2 separate regions of the Homo sapiens genome follow, and region 1 is linked to region 2. The links are chromatin contacts, found by Hi-C or POLR2A ChIA-PET in ENCODE. All regions are on one chromosome and are shown on one strand. The core of a region is the stretch at or near the end of the contact, and the rest is flanking DNA. Distances in the headings are between cores, read along the strand shown. Region 1 holds the start of STX8 (syntaxin 8). Region 2 holds the start of SCO1 (synthesis of cytochrome C oxidase 1).

Region 1 (6,346 bases), core at 833-3,332, 1.1 Mb after region 2:
CAGGATGGTCTCGAACTCCTGACCTCAGGTGATCTACCTGCCTTGGCCTCCCAAAGCGCTGGGATTACAGGCATGAGCCACTGCCCCCGGCCTCAGTTGCAGAGTTCTATGTGTGTGGTTCTACATTGGCTCAACAAGTGACATTATGCAACCCACTGTAGGCTGCTCAATTGTTTCTCAATGATCTTGTAACCAACTCTCAAGATATCTGATATCCGAAATGTATAAAGCACTCACTTTCTATTGGAGACTGTTAAAGTTAAACCAAGAGTCAAGAGCTAAGTCCTAGAGTATGCTTAAAACTTTAGACAGTGATTGTTCTGCATCCACATTCTTAAAGCTTTCAGGCATCACAACACACATTTTTGAAAAGTTTTGCTTCTCCTAAAATCTAATTCATTGTTTTCTCATCCCTCAAAAAACCAAAACCCCTCAAAACGAACAATAAAACCCCACAGCTTTTTCTTCCCAGAATCTTCAAAACAATAGGCAGTCACAAATAAGATTTCAGCGGAGCGGCCCAGTCCCTTTTTCTCTCCGCTTTAGCTCCCCCTGGCGTCCCCTTCCCCTTCTGTCCTGGTCTGAAATCCTCATCATTTAGAAACCTTCCTTAGGATTAGAGGACCAACAACATCCCCTCAGGGGGTTGCTCAAACACACGTTCCCTCCCAGCCCTTTCTCACTGGTACGCCAGTTGGGATTTTAGCAGATTTCCTAGCTGGTCCCAGGGGCCGACACAGACAGCATCCTTCTGTGTGGTTACGAAGGAGCCTAGGGCTTTGCGAGCGGCGTGGGGTTCAGAGCCAGGAAGGGCTGACCTAGTGGGAGAAGGGTTACAACCACCCGTACTCATCCGGCCCGCCTGGGGAAGAGGCATTTGGTCCCTTTTAGGTGCTGGCGCTTGTCCGAGCTGGTAAAAACCATCTCACTCCCTGAGGCTTGGATCGAGGAAGTGACTCTCCAAGGCCTTGGGGCAGGTCAGGCTGTGCGGGTCCTCCTGTGCGTGTCCCTGGCCAGGGCTCCTGCCGTTGTCCCACACTGCCTTTCAGGTGTCCCCGGTGTCTCACTATTCCTGTTTGCACTACACGTCCTCCGAATTCCTAAACCAGCCAGCCCAAAGATGCTGGAGGCCTCACCATTGAAGCCGATCACGGCGTCAAGTTCCAGCTCCGCCACTTGGGCCTCCGGCGAAATTTTGTTATCCATCCTTGGGAGGTTCTGATTACTTTGCTCTCCTCCCTAGTGGCTGCAGCGTCTTCTGGTCGTTATGGTAACGGACGAGCGCATGCGCTCCAGCTCCACGCCCGCGCAGAAACCCAGCCTGCCGAGTTCGAGTTCATTAGCATTCTTGGAAATGAAGGGGTATGGGGACTGGAAGAGAGATGGGGTGGGACTCCTCTTCTTTTTTTTTGTGCTATTTCTCTGGAAATTTAGGGGATGGCACTAACTGCGCAGAACTAATTCCTCCATCCCCTTGTGTAGAGTCTGTGACTTCTTAGTAACTCTAAAATCAAGCACCGAATGAATGGCATTTAAAAAATATGTAATCAGGCGTACAGGACTGATAGGAAGGCTGCTATAAAAAATATATATAATTGATACTTCTTTGGGCCCCTGTTTGGAGCAGTGTGAAAAAAATTTTAAAGATTTTTTAAAAAGCGTTGAGGTATAATTTACATATCATAAAGTTAACTTAAAGTAGGTTGTAGTGAGTTTACGCAGCGTGCAAGTCTCACCGCAATCTAGTGTTTTGTTTATTGTTTTGTTTTTGAAGCAGGATAAATTTTTAAGTAACTGCTACAGAGAGGTCTTGCAGCGCTCCCACCTTCCTGGGAAAATGCTTTGTTTCTATTTAACAATTTTAACTGAGCTTAGCAGTTCGCGTCTCTTGGTGGGAGTAGATTGCTCCAGTGTACTGTCCGCAGGGGAGCGCTTTGCTTTCTCTGATTATAGTTCTGAGGCCCTAGCTACTCACTTTGCAAACTCCAGGCTCCGGTCGCGCACGGGACGAACTGCGGGGAGTGAGCCGCGCGGGCCGCCGTAGTCAGCTGCTAAGAGCAGGAAGAGTCCGAGCGGCGGGCGGAGTCTGCAGGATGGCACCGGACCCCTGGTGAGTCCCGGGTGAGGGCGGCGGTGCGTGGAGGGACCTTCGGGGAGGCCGGGCTTCCGGAGAGCAGGCAATCACTTCGCATTGCCGCTGGTGGCCTTTCGGGATGAGGGGAGGGGCAGCGAGACCTTTCCTTTACTGAGGGGGCTCAGCCACATCCCGCCACACTTGGTCCTTGCAAGGGTGGCCCGGGAAGGAGACCAGGTGGTCCGCTGGAGAGCTGAGGACTTACGCCAAATCTCTGAATATTCCTTTAGCTTTTCTGGGCTGCATCTCGTTGCGGGGATTTCCCGCCCATCCTGGTTTTGGAGCTAGCTGGCTGGTGCAGGCTTCCCTGGACTCCTATAAAAGTGAAGTCGAAATAACGTTTTTGTAGCATGTCAGTCCATCCCGGTAAACCCCCTTATTTCACAGGTGGAGAAACCGAGGTTCAGAATCCATGGCCACCAGCCAGTTAGTAACCAGCTGGGGCTAAGACCTAGATCTTGGGGGCCCTTCCAGATACAGGAACCTGGGAGGGAAATTGTGCACTTGTTTATAAGGCATTTTGCACTTTCTTGAGTTAATATCATGAAGTCTTTTCCTTTAGCAGTAGCTTCTGCAGTAAAACAATAGCTGATAAGGGTGATTTATTTAGCAGTTAATCCCAAGGACTGCATGATGAAAGATGCAACTTTTGATCCCAAGGAACATATTGTTTGATCCCAAGGAACGTATTGTTATTGAACATAGACTTGACCTTTCTGCTTAATAATTAAAAACATATTACAGCTCTATAACGTTCTTGTTGGAATATGTGTCTTATGTTGTTATTTCTAATATAGTTTATAATTGTTTAAGTTGCCCACATCCTGGATATTAGAAGAATGGATTCCAAGAACAAAGTTGAGTTACCTGGAATCTAGGTTATTTGGGCCAATTATTTAATTTAGCATTTACTTTTTTAAACCTAATTTTAGGCCGGACGCGGTGGTGGCTCACGCCTGTAATCCCAGTACTTTGGGAGGCCGAGGCAGGCAGATCACCTGAGGTCGGGAGGTCGAGACCAGCCTGACCAACATGGAGAAACCCCGTCTCTACTAAAAATACAAAATTAGCCGGGCATGGTAGTACATGCCTGTAATCCCAGCTACTCGGGAGACTGAGGCAGGAGAATCGCTTGAACCCGGGAGGTGTAGGTTGTGGTGAGCTGAGATCGTGCCATTGCACTCCAGCCTGGGCAACACGAGCGAAACTCCGTCTCAAAAAAAAATAAAAAACCCCAAAATCCCTAATTTTAACAGTTATATACACCCCTTGATAGAGAATATTCAATTTAGAGAATATTGAAAATTTGCAAAAAGGAAAATAAATAGCATCTTTAACTCTATAATTTGGAAATAGCCATTAATGATTTTTTTACAATGAATTTGTTATTTTAATCTATATTTTTATATATATATATAATATAAACAGCATTTCTCTATGTCATTGGACATTCTTTGAAAGCATAACTTTCTTTTCTTCTTTTTTTTTTTTTTGAGACGGAGTCTTGCTCTGTCTGTCACCCAGGCTGGAGTGCAATGGCGCGATCATGGCTCACTGCAACCTCCACCTCCTGGGCTTAAGCAACTCTCCTGCCTCAGCCTCTGGAGTAGCTGGGACTACAGGCGCACGCAGCCACGCCCAGCTAATTTTTTGTATTTTAGTAGAGACAGGGTTTTACCGTGTTGCCTAGGCTGATCTTGAACTCCTGAGCTCAGGCAATCTGCCCGCCTTGGCCTCCCAAAGTGCTGGGATTACAGGTGTGAGCCACCGCACCTGGCCTCATAATTGTCTTATGTTGCAAAATAATGCATCACATGAATGACCATAATTTATTTTTCTCCTATTAGTTTTTTGTTTTTCTGATGTTTTGTTTTGTTTTATCATTGCAAAGGGAGTCCCTTTGTTCTATCTCTTATTTCCTTGGGCTCCCTGTCTAGAAGTAGGAATTAGAACTGTTGAAAGTGAAGCATTTATACTTTTTTTGTTATTCTCAATCAGTTTGACTAAGTGGCTTTCTCATTAGACTGTTGAAAGTGAAATAGAACTGTTGGGCTCAAGGGTATAAACATTTTTAAGGCCCTTGATACTGTGAACCCCAAAGTATCTGAGACAGGTCTCAGTCAATTTAGAAAGTTTATTTTGCCAAGGTTAAGAATGCACCCATGACACAGCCTCAGGAGGTTCTGAAGACCTGTGCCCAAGGTGGTTGGGGAACAGCTTGCTTTTATACAATTTAGGGAGAATAATACATGAATTAATACATGTAAGATTTATGATGGCTCAATCCAGAAGGGAGGGACACCTCGAAGGGCGTGGGGGGCTTCCAGGTCATAAGTAGATTGAAAAATTTTCTGATTGGCAATTGGTTGAGTTATTATCAATAGAAACGAATGTCTGGGTTATGATAAGGGGTAGTGGAGACCAAGATTTTATTATGCAAATGAAGCCTCTGGGTAGCAGGCTTTAGAGAGAATACATTGTAAGTGTTTCTTATCAGACTTAAGGTCTGTATTGACGTTAATGCTGGTTGGCTTTTCCTGAATTCCAAAAAGGAGGAGAGGATATATAATGAGGCATGTCTGATCCCCTCTTCCCATCATGGCCTGAACCAGTGTTTCAGGTTAACTTTGGAATGCCCTTGCCTTAGAGTAGGGGTCCGTTCAGATGGTTGCGGGGGTGGGGGGGGGTGTTGGGGGTGGGCTTAGAATTTTATTTTGGTTTACAATACATATTCCTAAGTTGCCCTCCACCTTCTGGAACCTAAATCCCTCAGTTTACAAATCAAGTAGGAAATAAAGGTCAAAGATAAGGGACAGGCCCCCAGTTATCTATTTAGATTGGTGGAAGCTATCACTGGACCCCAAGCTTCTTCCGCAGTTAATGTTGATAAAGCATTGAGACTTTTTCTGTTATACTTCATTAGTTTGATGAAGTGGCTTTCTCATTGGACTATTGAGAGTGAAACAGTGAGACACTCAGCTGTGCTCCCAAAGCACAAAATGGGTCGCTGATTAGGGGGGTAGAAAGGAGTATGGGAAGGGACTTGAAAAACCTATAAAAGGCCAGGTGTGGTGGCTCACACCTGTAATCCTAGCACTTTGGGAGGCTGAGGCAGGCGGATCATAAGGTCAGGAGTTCGAGACCAGCCTGACCAACATGGTGAAACCCCGTCTCTACTAAAAACGCAAAAATTAGCTGGGCATGTTGGTGTGTACCTGTAATCCCAGCTACTCAGGAGGCTGAGGCAGGAGAATCACTTGAACCCAGGAGGTGGAGGTTGCAGTGAGCCGAGATTGCGCCACTGCACTTCAGCCTGGGCGACAGAGCGAGACTCCATGTCAAAACAAAACAAAACAAACAAACAAAAACAACCTATAAAAACAGATTCAACTACAGCTTTACCTTTGTGTTGCTAAAATCATAGGTCATTGGCACCTCCCTCAGTGTCTAGCAATGGAATATAGCAGTTACTATTTTAATGGCCTATCAAAGCAAGTGGTAAGCTCGCTGTTTAACAGAAGGAGCCCATGATCACTGTCTCTGAACTGGCTCTTTGCTAATGTTAATTAGCTTTACCTCCAGGGTAACTAATTTGTTGATGATGTACCATTTCCAGAAAAATTACAGTTAAACCTTAATAGTTTTATATCCTGATTGGACTTTTTATGTTGGTAGCATGGTCTTCTTTGTGTTGAATTGCTTTTTAAAAACTTTATTTTGGAAGGTAAAAGATACACAAACTAGAATAGTATAATGGGCCCCTTTCATACTCACCACCCAATTTCTGTGATTATCAATATTCTGCCATTCTTGTTTCATCTCTACCCTCCACACCTTTTTTTTTTTTAATTTTGAGATGGAGTCTTGCTCCGTCGCCCAGGCTGGAGTGCAGTGGCATGATCTTGGCTCACTGCAACCTCTGCCTCCTGAGTTCAAGTGATTCTCCTATCTCAGCCTCCCGAGTAGCTGGGATTACAAGCACCCGCCACCATGCCCGGCTAATTTTTGTATTTTTAGTAGAGATGGGGTTTTGCCATGTTGGCCAGGCTGGTCTTGAACTCCTGACCTCAGGTGATCACCCGTCTTGGCCTCCCAAAGTGCTGGGATTACAGGTGTGAGCCACTACGCCTATGCCCGGCCCAGATTACTTTTTTTTTTTTTTTTTTTTGAGACAAAGTCTTGCTCTTGTCCCCCAGGCTGGAGTGCGATGGC
Region 2 (6,474 bases), core at 3,875-6,374:
CACAATAAGCATCAGCCCTGGGACAGGCACTGCCACTACTACAAACGCTGATAAACTAAGGCTTCAATTTTTGGAGAAAATGAACTGACAAGAAATCCAACATAGAAAGAAACAATTCTGAATGATGGAAAGATGGAGATTTCTGAAAACATTAGTTGAATACCTAAATTCACCTGTCCCTGCTAGAACACTGGTCATTTAGTTACACATGTCAGCACATAAATTCTCCTGGGCTTAAAGCTAAATCAAATTGATTTTCTGTCATTTGATACCAAAATCCTCTCAAATACACCTTCCACTGGAACAAGTTCAGTTTAGAAAAACTCAAGGCTATCCTAAGAACTGGCAATTTTTAAGGAAAGTTAATGTGGAGAGAAGCACCAAGGGGCACACACTTCAAAACAGCGATGTGTTCTGGGGTAAAAAGAGAGATCCAAAGTGTTGAATATACATGGCTTTTAAAAATAAGGTTAGTATCTCCTTATCCAAAATGCTTGGGACCAGAAGTGTTTTAGATTTCGGACTTTTTCAGATTTTGGAATATACTTAACAGTTGAGCATTCCTGATCTGAAAATCCAAAATCCAAAATGCTCCAATTAACATTTCCTTTGAGCTTCATGTTGGTGCTCAAATTTCTGATTTGGGGCCATTTCAGATTTCAGAAACATATTCAGGGAAAGATAGGATCAGAAGTGAGTACGGCAGTGCAAAAAGAACCAGGTGGTCAGGGAATTGACTCTCCTGGCGAGTTTAGCCTTTCCTTTCTTGGTTCAGGGACATGTAGGGGGAGCTCAGAAAGATTGGTCCTGGTGAACAGAGAGATCAAAAACTCAAAGCCACCTCCAGTGAGGAAACTTAGAATTAATAAGCATTCTAATGTCAGGAAATGTTTTCAAAATAGCTCCCTCCCTCCATCAAATACAGACACACAAAAAAATCAGTGAGTACAGGATAATTGTGGAAGCTAGAAATGGGTGCATGAAGTTTATTCTAACTACTTTTATGTGTGTTTAAAAATGTACATATAGGCCAGGCGTGGTGGCTCACGCCTGTAATCCCAGCACTTTGGGAGGCCAAGGTGGGCGGATCACGAGGTCAGGAGATCGAGACCATCCTGGCTAACATGGTGAAACCCCATCTCTACTAAAAATACAAAAATTAGCCGGGTGTGGTGGCAGGCGCCTGTAGTCCCAGCTACTCAGGAGGCTGAGGCAGGAGAATGGTGTGAACCTGGGAGGCGGAGCTTGCAGTGAGCCGAGATCGCGCCACTGCACTCCAGCCTGGGCAACAGAGCGAGACTCCATCTCAAAAAAAAAAAAGTATACATAAAGTTTTTTTAAAAAAGAAAATTCAAAACTTTAGAGAAAATCAAATCTGGAAAAATTAGAAGACCTAAGGAAATATTTCGCTTTTGAATAGAAAGGAGAATGGCAAGTTTTTAGTGAACTTTGTTTTCAAAGTTTGCCTGCACCATTTATTACATGCTACGCTGTCTAAGTTTTAAAGAGGTATTATGAAGTGCTGAACCCTTTGAAATGAAAAACCCAGAACTGAATTATAGTCCTCGTGTTTCCTGAAGCAAAATAACCCTCAATAGGTTATCGTGAGCTTCAACTGAGTTATGATCACAGTAAACTATTACTCTGTAAATCTCTAAACCATAAAGTACTATACGCATGTTAAGAAAATAATTTTAAAATTATATATCTGAAAATCTGTCTAATGAGCCTCATAACTGAAACTACTGCAACATTTTAATAGAAGAGAATAATGTAGAAAAGTTTACAAGAGTTGCTCTCAAAATTCCTATCATGTCATAGTACAGGATAAGCAGCCAGTATTTTGAGAAAACTACCTTAGGCATGAGAGATTTTTTTTTTTTTTTTTTTCCTGAGACAGGGTCTGGCTCTACTGCGCAAGCTGGAGTGCAGTGGTGCGATCATGGCTCACTGTAGCCTCGACTTCCTGGGCTCAAGTGATCCTCCTAATTCAGCCTCCCTGGTAGCTAAGACTACAGGCATGTACCACCACACCTGACTTTTTTTGGCTTTTTTTTTTTTTTCTTTTGTAGAGATAGGGTTTTGCCATGTTGCCCAGGCTGGTCTCAAGCTCCTGAGCTCAAGTGATCCACCTGCCTCAGGCCTCCCATACCCAAGGATGCTTAATTACTGAAAAGTTACTACAAGATCATACTAATAGGGTTTTGCCATGTTGCCCAGGCTGGTCTCAAGCTCCTGAGCTCAAGTGATCCACCTGCCTCAGGCCTCCCATACCCAAGGATGCTTAATTACTGAAAAGTTGCTATAAGATCATACTAATAAAACTTTTCCAATACTTAAGATTGGCAGAAGGCTGAAGTTCCTTGTGGAAAGCCTTCAAGCATCAATAATGAACTTGTAAAAGAAGTAGCTCTACCCTGAAAAGAGTATGATTTCTTCACTCTATTGTCAAAGGTGAAGGGGGCAGCAGGGAAAGTCTAGAGATTAATAAAGAGAGACTTTGTTAGGAGAAACTATTGTAACAGAGGCTCCTAGCCTAAGGGTGCAGCATATGTTTTCTACGCAGATACCATACCAAAAGGAAAGTTAAGTTGGGGCAGGAAATGTTTGTGGTTAGGAGTTAGGCACAAGGGGCAGGGGCCTGGAACAAAAATGAAGTAAACACATTAGGGTGCTGGGAAGTTCACAAAAGTTAGGGCCTAGCTGTCCCCAGTCAAACCAGCCTAAAGTTATGTCAAGAACAAAATCTGATCACTATTGATAGAACCAATATCAGATGATACTAATCCATGCCCTGCTTCTCTCAAGAAAAATATCTAAATTGGGGCCGGGTGTGGTGGCGCAAGCCTGTAATCCTAGCACTTTGGGAGGCCGAGGCGGGCAGATCACGATGTCAGGAAATCGAGACCGTCCTAGCTAACATGGTGAAACACTGTCTCTACTAAAAATATATATATTTTTTAAATTAGACAGGCCTGGTGGCACGCACCTCTAGTCCCAGCTACACGGGAGGATGAGGCAAGAGAATCGCTTGAACCCAGGAGGCGGAGGTTGCAGTGAGCTGAGATCGCACCACTGCACACTCCAGCTTGGGCGACAGAGGGAGACTTTGTCTCAAAAAAAAAAAAAAAAAAAAAAGAAAGAAAAGAAAAATATCTAACTTGGAAAACAAAACATAAACCTCATTTGGTGACTTTGGTGGTTTCACAGCAGTAATAAAAGTGATAAGGTCTATAAGGGATAACACTGTAGGCGCCTTCTGGCACTAAAGTTTCATGGGTCCTTGCCATCAGGCTCAGGTGTTACTAGCAATTCATCCAAAATGCAGTTATAAAACACCTACTTTGAGCCAGGAACTATATTTTATATTTATTTTATTTATTTTTTAGAGGCAGAGTCTTGCTTTGTTGCCCAGACTGGAAGGCAGTGGCCCGATCACAGCTCACTGCAGCTTCAAACTCCTAGGCTCCAGTGACCCACTCACCTCAGCCTCCCAAAGTGATGGGATTACAGGCGTGAGCCACCACATCTGGCCCCAAGAACTGTTTTCAATGATAGCATTTTATTTAATATTATAAAATTAATATGAAGAAGTTGCTACTAAAAGAAGCACTTTAGCAAATAAAATTTAATAGATCAGGTAGAAACACTGACTTCAATCTTAATTTGGGTGGCTGATCAGGTAACCTACAATTGGGCAATCAGAGATGAACAATAATTTTGTATGCTATCTGCCTGACTACACAAGGTACTTTTATGTCTTTTTGTCAATTACAAGAAAAAATTATCCCTGGGCAAACAAATACACAAAGATAAAAGAGCAAAAATCCTACCCACAGGCAACTATAAGATAGAAAAAAATAGTTTGATTAACGACTTGAAGTGCTGAACAAACATTTAAGAACTTTGGCAGAAATTTCTGAAAATTCTAGTCCAACCGCGAATCAAGAAACACAGGTAACACTATGTTCCGTTACTGGGTTAGAGAACAGAACAGTTGGCTAGTTTGGCTAACTCATAGAAAACAAGCAAACCAACCATGCTCTGGTCCAACAATCATCAGAGCACGAGTTTCTCCTACTCAGAGTCGGTCCCATGGGGGAAAAAAAAGCCACACAGGAGCGGGATCTGTAGTTAAGGAAGATAATTAGAGGACGATTTTCCTTTTTTTATTTCTCTGTATTTTGTAAAGCAACCACCGAGGTAGGGGCGGGGAGGGAGTGGTTAATATTGCGGATATTAAGATATAAATAAAGGCAGATGAAATGAAGTTAGACTTTCACAAAGAACGAAAAACCTACGAATGCTCTTGGCCTCATTAACAAGGAACATAAGCAGTTCCAGATGAGGAACCCATAACAAACTTCAAATAACGAAACTGTAGGGAGCAAGGGAGTCCGTGAGAGTATTTTAAGAAACTGGGACCCAGGAAGACTAAGTTAACGGATGGGATATCATGCTGTCTATATTTCTTTACACACTGCTATGCTTTATTAATTAGGTTACATTATAATGTTAAATAACTAGAAGCGCTGGGCATTTAAAGTTCTTCCAGACCGCCCTAACCACTCAAATTATCCTAATTAGCAATTTTTTTTAAGTTAAAGACTATTTCAATCGCAATGGGTCGGTTTCTATTTCAAAGATGTAAAGGAGTCAACATTCTGGCACTTCCTCTTGGCCGGCAGGACGAGGTTGACAAAGTCGGCCAGACAAGGTAGGGTTATGGGGGCTGCCCAGTCCCGTGGGTCTCTAGGCAGTGTGTTCTCTCTTCCGAGGTGGGGGTGTCCCCGGCGCGAGGAGCTAGCTGTGGTCACCGAAGCCCACGACCAAAGCGGGGGCCCCCAGCGCTTGGGGCCGCCTTGCCTCGGCCCAGCCGCGCACCTGGACCCCTAAGGCAGCCCCCTTCCCGGCGCTCCGCTGTCCCGCGGCCCCGCAGCACCGCCCAGCCCGCGCCAGACCCGCCTCCAGCCGCAGGGAACTACCTACCGTGCGCCGGCCCCTGGGCTGAAAGGCCTCTGACTACGGGCTATGTAACAGCGCCACCAACGAGCGGGACGGACAGAGCGACTCCTTCCGACTTCCGGAGGAAGCGGAACGCTACCGGAAATCGCGGGGAGGGTCAAAGGAGACCCGGTCTCCGAGGCTCATGGCGATGCTGGTCCTAGTACCCGGACGAGTTATGCGGCCTCTGGGTGGCCAACTTTGGCGCTTCTTGCCTCGCGGACTCGAGTTTTGGGGCCCAGCCGAGGGGACTGCGAGAGTCTTGCTGAGGCAGTTCTGCGCGCGGCAAGCGGAGGCGTGGCGTGCCTCGGGGCGCCCTGGCTATTGCCTGGGAACCCGGCCCCTCAGCACTGCGAGGCCGCCACCCCCGTGGTCGCAGAAGGGCCCCGGAGACTCCACGCGCCCCTCGAAGCCCGGGGTGAGTGCACACCTGGAACCCTTCTGGTGCTCGTCGCGGCTGTCGGCCAGCCCAGCGGCCACATCCCACTTGGTCGTAACCTCAGACACTACTCCGCCTCCCCTAAAGTTGTCCTTAGCTTGCGCGCCTTACCTGGGTCATGGAATTTCATCCTACATTTCCCGTGCCTTGCGGGTAGTCCCAGTTCTCCACAGAGAACTTGAGACTTTACACCCTCTCCACGTGGCTGGATGCCCCGACTTGGATTTTATGTTAGCGTTTCCATCAAAAAAAAAAAAAAAATTAAGTTTCAGGTTTTCTTAAGGGTATGAACCTAAAGTTTACCGTGATTGAGAAGTCAGAGGACTTTTATAATTTGTCACTTGAGCCCCATCCAGAGTTCCATGTATACGTTGAAATTGAAACAAAAAGTGGAACTTAGTTATGTGTGGATCTGCCTTTTTCTTGGGGTTCTCTCGAGTTCTAATTCTGACCCAGAAATAACTTGAGAGCCACTACCCTGTGGTAAGAGAAGTGGGTTTTTGGAGCTACGGGAAGGTTAATGAGTTAGGCCTAGTCTAGTTGGCCAACATCATCTTCATTTGGGGAGTTGAATAAGGGTACAAAGAAATAATGGGTGTAATTTGCAAGAAGCTCCACTTTTAGATTCCTCTTCTACTTTGGCATTGTTACTTCTGGAAGCCAGAGTTAAGTTAACCTCCCAAATTTCGTTTGGTCTATTTATCTCAGTATCAGCATAAGCAGATAATTGTTTTTTGTGTGTGTGTTTTTGGATTTTGGTTTTTGTTTTGAGACGGAGTTTTGCTCTTTTGCCCAGGCTGGAGTGCAGTGGCCCTATCTCGGCCCACTGCAACGTCCGCCTCCCGGGTTCAAGCGATTCTCCTGCCTCAGCCTCCCGTGTAGCTGGGTTTAGAGGGGTCCGCTACCACGCCCGGCTAATTTTTGTATTTTCAGTGGAGATGGGGTTTCACCATGTTGGCCATGCTGGTCTCAAACTCCCGACCTCAGGTGATCCACCCGCCTCCGCCTCCCAAAGTGCTGGGATTACAGGC

The links. A loop is a pair of places that touch in the nucleus more often than their neighbours do. ChIA-PET counts read pairs that join two places held with the same protein, here RNA polymerase II (POLR2A). Pooled maps may share reads with other maps.
Region 1: a map of naive thymus-derived CD4-positive, alpha-beta T cell shows a loop between it and region 2 (15-fold over the local background). The contact joins the promoter of STX8 here to the promoter of SCO1 in region 2. A Hi-C loop is called at or near these places in 1 of 168 maps with a recorded cell type or tissue (naive thymus-derived CD4-positive, alpha-beta T cell), 2 of 37 single-sample maps with no recorded cell type and 10 of 50 pooled maps. POLR2A ChIA-PET finds 5 or more read pairs at or near these places in 2 of 52 experiments (AG04450 and activated T-cell).

Annotation. Positions count from the first base shown.
Region 1 is chr17:9,571,556-9,577,901 of GRCh38, reverse strand. It overlaps STX8 (syntaxin 8), which reads left to right and starts at 2,082. Exons shown (of 8, transcript NM_004853.3): 1 at 2,082-2,110. The coding sequence starts at 2,094. CFAP52 (cilia and flagella associated protein 52) reads right to left here and starts at 1,260. Exons shown (of 14, transcript NM_145054.5): 1 at 1,137-1,260. The coding sequence starts at 1,206. RefSeq lists enhancers at 998-1,127, 1,920-2,099.
Region 2 is chr17:10,696,183-10,702,656 of GRCh38, reverse strand. SCO1 (synthesis of cytochrome C oxidase 1) reads left to right here and starts at 5,124. Exons shown (of 6, transcript NM_004589.4): 1 at 5,124-5,422. The coding sequence starts at 5,150. It overlaps ADPRM (ADP-ribose/CDP-alcohol diphosphatase, manganese dependent), which reads right to left and starts at 5,063. Exons shown (of 4, transcript NM_020233.5): 1 at 4,990-5,063. RefSeq lists a silencer at 4,696-5,025 and enhancers at 5,146-5,195, 4,911-5,205, 4,499-5,323, 5,324-6,147.